Regions from separate parts of the Homo sapiens genome. Here region 2 is linked to region 1. A link is an interaction called in ENCODE POLR2A ChIA-PET data of the cell type or tissue named here. Cell type or tissue: A673. All regions are shown on one strand. Links, peaks and the distances in the headings refer to the core of each region. The heading gives the core; the rest is flanking DNA.

Region 1 (2,923 bases), core at 307-2,806:
TAATTCAACTCTGACTTCCATAAGAGCTGGGCCTCTGTTATGTATCCATATTTCCTCTCATATCTATAGTAGTAACAAAAAAGTAAGGGTTTTGTTGAATGAATGAAAAACAATGAAGGAATAAAATTGAACAACTCAACCCTCAACTCTTCGGAGTCAAATAAGAGCTTGTTGTCAGCCGGGCACGGTGGCTCACTCCTGTAATCCCAGCACTTTGGAAGGCCAAGGCAGGCAGATCATGAGGTCAGGAGTTCGAGACCAACCTGACCAACATGGTGAAACCCTGTCTTTACTAAAAATTACAAAAATTAGCTGGGCGTGGTGGCGCATGCCTGTAATCCCAGCTATTCAGGAGGCTGAAGCAGGAGAATCACTTGAACCTGGGAAATGGAGGTTGCAATGAGCCGAGATCATGCCACTGCACTCCAGCCTGGGTGACACAGAAAGACTCCATCTCAAAAAAAAAAAAAAAAAAAAAGAGCTGTTGTCATGACAATTGTAATTATTGTTATATGATTTCACCATATATAACAGTCTACAACTACCTATACACATTGATCCAAAAAAGAAAAGCATCGAAAAGTGTAATATATCTGGTGACTCTTCTTAAGTCACCAGATACATTGGTAAGATAATTATTCACTTTGTAAATAGATTCACGGTCAAGTTTTGCTACTTCATCTAATGTTATTAATTCAGTATTTATTTTATACCAGAGGCAGTCCTAGGCAGTCCATTGACATTGATCATTTAATTCTTAAGGTAGCAAGGTATAGTAGTTTAAAAGGTAGGATTTGGATTCAGGCTGACCTAGGTCCAAATGATGATTCTCTCACTTGAAAACTGAGCAGTCCAGGAACATTAGTTAATATCTCTGAGCCATAAGTTCATTATCTCTGCAATGAGGACACTCACATCTACCTTACTGCAAGGAACAAATGTGCTAATGTTTATACAGCCCTTAGCCTGATCCTCGGTGCCCTGCGTATGAATGAATACTTTGTTCATCGTCATCATCATCATCCTCATGACCAGAGGTTTTATAACTTTCCTACAGGTAATCTACATCCATTCAATCAGTAAATTCTATCGATTCCATCTCCAAAATATATTTCCATGCCTCCTTTTTTCTCCCTTTCCATTGCCCCCACTCAACCTGGGGCCACAGTCATCCCCTCCAGCTCTGTCTACTCTCACAGGCTTTGTAATTTCTGTGGAGGAGGAGAAATATCTCTTTTCTTACCCATCCTAGGTTCATGGATGAGGTCCCTATAATAAAAGACGGATTAACCAGAGGAAAGCATACACATTTATTTAATAAGTTTTCTATGACATGGGAGCCTTCATAAAGAAATGACAACCCAAACAAAGAGTTAAACTTGAGTGTTTTTATACTGGATTTGATAAAAAAGAAGAGTCAAGAAGAAATATGATGTGACAAATAATGTAATCTAATGGTAATAAACTGAGGAAACTTAGCATGATCTGTTTGTTCAGATTCTAATCTGTGTTCCCATGTCTTCAAAGACAAGGGATTCCTTTCATCTGGGTGTAGGGAGGGCACCTCTCACATGCAGGTCTTCTGACCTGCTTCAGGGGAAGGTCAGAAAATCCTTCTTGGTCCAGGTGTAGTGGTTCACACCTGCAATCCCAGCACTTTGGGAGGCCAAGGCACGAGGATCACCTGAGGCAAGGAGCTTGAGACCAGCCTGGGCAACACAGTAAGACACTGTCTCTAAAGGAAGGAATAAATAGAAAAGAAAATCCTTCCTATATTTTATCATCTGCTTCAAGGGAGAAGTGGGGAAAGTCTGAGAGATCTTCCTGCTTCTAAGGCTTTCTCAAATTCCTTCAGCTTCAATATGCCAAATTTTGGGGTAGTGTGTCCTGAGCCCTGTCTGTTCTCTCCCTGTTTCTTCTTTTGCCCTCTCCAAATCTTCTCCTTGGAGCCAGCTAAAGAAAATGTTTCCAACCTTAAATTGCCTCAGGCTCTCCAAAGGCTTCCTTTGGAATATATTCGAAATGCTTTACCACGACCCAGGCACCCATGGACGATCCAGGGCTTACTGTCACGGCGCTGCTCCTAGTCTTCCCAGACCAGAAGAAACAGCACGAGCTCCTGCCTCTGCTGCTCCACCTGCTCGTCTCAGCTTAAAGGACGACTCAGAAAGGGCTCCTCAGTGCTTTAATCAAATAGGTCCTCCCATTTTTCTCTGTAGCCTCTGATGTGTACGTTCCACATGCATGTGTTTACCTGTTCATTGTCTGTCTCCCCTACTAGACTGCAAACTCCCCCACAGCCTTGTACAGCTGCTGTACACACTGCTGAATGGCCATCACTAACCCAGTGCCTGGTACACATTTCTTCGTTCAACAAGTATGTACTTCCTGGCTTTCATGGGCAGGCATTAGAAATGTAGATTAATACACACTGGAAATCAGCAATGTATTGTGTTAGAAAGTGATAAGTACTACAGAGAAAAGTAAAACAGGAAGAAAATGGATAGGGAGGAATTAGTGGGTGCAGGGCCACAGTATAAATTAGGAGGGCCAGGGGAGGCCTCACTGAGAGGGGCCATGTGGACAGAGACTTGAAAGGTATGAGAATAAGCCACGGGGATTTGCAAAAAGAAAATGCCAGGTGGAAATTCAGTGCCACGACCCTAAGGTGGGACGGTGCCTGAGTGTTCAAGGAATCGCCAGCAGCCAGTGTCACTGGAGATGAGTGAGTTCAGGGGAAAGCAGAAGATGGAATCGCAGAAGCCAGGAGAAACCTCTGGGCCTCTGCCAGGACTTGGCCTCTGCTCTGAGGGAGAGGAGAAGTACTGGAGAGTTCTGAGTACAGGAGAACACAGTCTGATTTATGTTCTAATCAGATGTCTCTGGCTACTGAATTGAGAGTCCTATATGGGATGTAAGGGGC
Region 2 (2,923 bases), core at 160-2,659, 60 kb after region 1:
TGGTTGGTCTTCAGCTGCATGGCGATCAGCACATATGTGAAGAAACTGCCCAAGGTTGGGGAAAGAACCATCTGAAAGGATTAGAGTGAACACTTCTCAAAACTAACAGATTTGAAACTCAGCACCACTATTTCCTAGCTGTGTGATCTTAGGCAAATCATTTATGCTCTCTGAACCTGTTTCTTCATCAGAAAAATGGATATATAATACCACTGACATCAGAGAGTTTTTGTGCAAATCAGAAAGAATCAACATTACATAGCAGGGGAACTGGCACATAATAGTTGCTCAATTAACCAAAAAAAGGTGTCCCACAAATAAAATAAAGTAAAATAAAACTAATGGAGGACTTGGAATAATTCATGTTCCCAACAACAAAATGAAAAACCATGTCATGTCATTCATGGGGCATTGCATGGAGTACTCTGAAGGCTATCGTCTTAGCAGTGGGAAGAAAAATAGCCCTAGATTAAATACTGCCCTGATCCCACCTAACAAAGCTTAAAATCAAGATTTTAAAGAATAAAATGGTTTCCAAGTAACTTAACTGCATCCCAGAACAGAGTTTAAGAATATTTATGAAAACACAAGAACATCTACCACTCACCAAGATAAAAGCCACAATGTCTGGCATCCAGTAACAATTACTAGCCATGCAAAGAAGCAGAAAAATATGGCTCATAATGAGGAGAAAATTAATCAACAGAGACTTAAATATGTCATAGATGATAAGAGTAGATAATAACTTTAAAATAATTATTATAACTATATTCCATACAGAAAGGAAAGATTGAGCATGTTAAGTAGAGACATATAAGATATAAAGACCCAAATAGAACTTTTAGAGATGAAAACTACAATGTCTAAGATGAAAATTACATAGAATGAGATTATAGCAGTTCAGACAATATAAAAGATTCATGAATATGAAGACACAGCAATAGAAATTATCCAAAATGAAATACAGTATGAAAAAGACTAAAAGAAATGAACAGAATCAATGTGTGTGAGACAACTTGAAATAGCCTAATGTACATGTAACTGATGTCTCCAGAGGTTAGGACTAGGGATCTGAAAAAAATATTTGAAGTAGTGCTGGCTGAAAATTTTCTAAATTTGATGAAAACTACAAACCCACAGGTTCATGTTCATCAAACTCCAGACACAACCTGAAGAAAACTACATCAAGTAACATATTTAAATTACTGGCCAGGCGTGGTGGCTCATGCCTGTAATCCCAGCACTTTGGGAGGCCGAGGTGGATGGATCACTTGAGGTCAGGAGTTCGAGACTAGCCTGGCCAACATGGTAAAACCCCATCTCTACCAAAAATACAAAAATTAACCAGGTGTGGTGGCACACGCCTGTAGTCCCAGCTACTTGGGAGGCTGAGGCAGAAGAATCACTTGAACCCAGGAGACAGAGGTGGCAGTGAGCCGAGATCATGCCACTGCACTTCAGCCTGGACAACAGAGCAAAACCCTGTCTCAAAAAATAAAAATAAAAATAAAAATTGCTTAAAACCAGTGATAAAGAGAAATCTAAAAAGTAACCCAAGGAAAAAATTCACATCATGGAGAGGAATAAAGATAAGAATTACAATGAACTTCTTATCAGAAACCATCCAAGCCAGAAGTCAGTGGAGCAACATATTTAACTACTGAAAGAAAAGGGAAAAAACCCATCAACCTGGAATTCTTATCCCAGCAAAAAAACTTTCAAAAGGGAAGGCTAAATACATACTTTTGCAGACATACAAAAGGTGAAAGAACGCATCGCCAGCAGATATGCACCACAAAAAAATGTTAAAGGAAGTCCTTTGGGCTGATGAAAAATGAGCAATGATACCAGATAAATATCTGATGCTACACAAAGGAATGAAGAGTAACAGAAATAGTAAATATGTGATTAAATAGAAAACACGTTTTTGTTACTTTTAAAATACCTTTAAAAGAGAACTGATTATTTAAAACAAAAATTAAAATGTGTATTGTGGTGTTTGTAACATACATAGAGGAAAAGTATAGGACAAAAATAACACATAGGCCAGGATGGAGGGAGGGAAAAATACTATTTTAAAGTCCTACTATACATGCAGTTCTAAACTTAACGAAGGTAGACTGTGATAAGTATGAGATGTATACCACAGACACCAAAACATTCACTAAAAAAAAACAGGTTATAACAAGTGAGCCAGTAAAGGAAACAAAATGGAATCATAAAAAAAATCATTAATGCAAAAAAGGCAGAAAAGGTAGAAACATGAAACAACAGATGGGACAAATATCATCTATTCTGAGAGAATAATCAGAAATACAAAAGTTAGAAACAAAGGGATTTATCATGCCACTGTCTACAATACAAAACATTGGAAATCGCCTATCCAACAATAGGGAAATGGTACAAAGGCACTAAAACTGTTGTTTATGAAGAGCATGTCATAACATGAGAAAATACTGGTGCTATAAAGTAAATTGAAATAAAGCAAAATGTAAAATTTTATATTGAACAATACCTCAACTACAAACAACCATGATAGGAAAGAAAAACAGTGTGTGGTATGACAATAGTAATTTTTGTCTACTTTTTTTTCAATTTTCTATAATAAGATTATATTCCTTAAATAATCTGAAGAGAAAAACTGCAACTAAATTTTTGAATATTGTCAGGTCCTGTGCTAGACCTAGTCACATACTATCTCATGGCTCCCCACAACAATATTGCAAAAAATAAATATTTTTCAATGTTTTCAAATAAGAAAATTGAGGCTCAGGGAGTATATGCCAGGCACACAGAGCTAATGTGTCAGAATATTGGCAGTTACTGGTGTTTTCTGCATAGATTTAATTCCTTAATCTGGGTGTTAGAAACCAGGTATGTCTGATTCCAAATACCACAATATGTATTTGTCGCAGAACTAATT

The links. Peaks named below come from ENCODE experiments on the same cell type or tissue, not always from the same donor. Only the 100,000 strongest peaks of a DNase experiment are listed, where the experiment ranks them.
Region 2: POLR2A ChIA-PET joins it to region 1 with 6 read pairs; 2 of 35 experiments call an interaction of 5 or more read pairs at or near these places.

Annotation. Positions count from the first base shown.
Region 1 is chr7:31,345,475-31,348,397 of GRCh38, reverse strand. No RefSeq gene overlaps it. Among named protein-coding and RNA genes, the nearest start is that of NEUROD6, 6.2 kb to the right of the region's middle. In A673, for the core only: no CTCF peak of the experiment used is centred there; no DNase peak of the experiment used is centred there; H3K27ac peaks cover 854 bases.
Region 2 is chr7:31,285,208-31,288,130 of GRCh38, reverse strand. No RefSeq gene overlaps it. Among named protein-coding and RNA genes, the nearest start is that of NEUROD6, 54 kb to the left of the region's middle. In A673, for the core only: no CTCF peak of the experiment used is centred there; no DNase peak of the experiment used is centred there.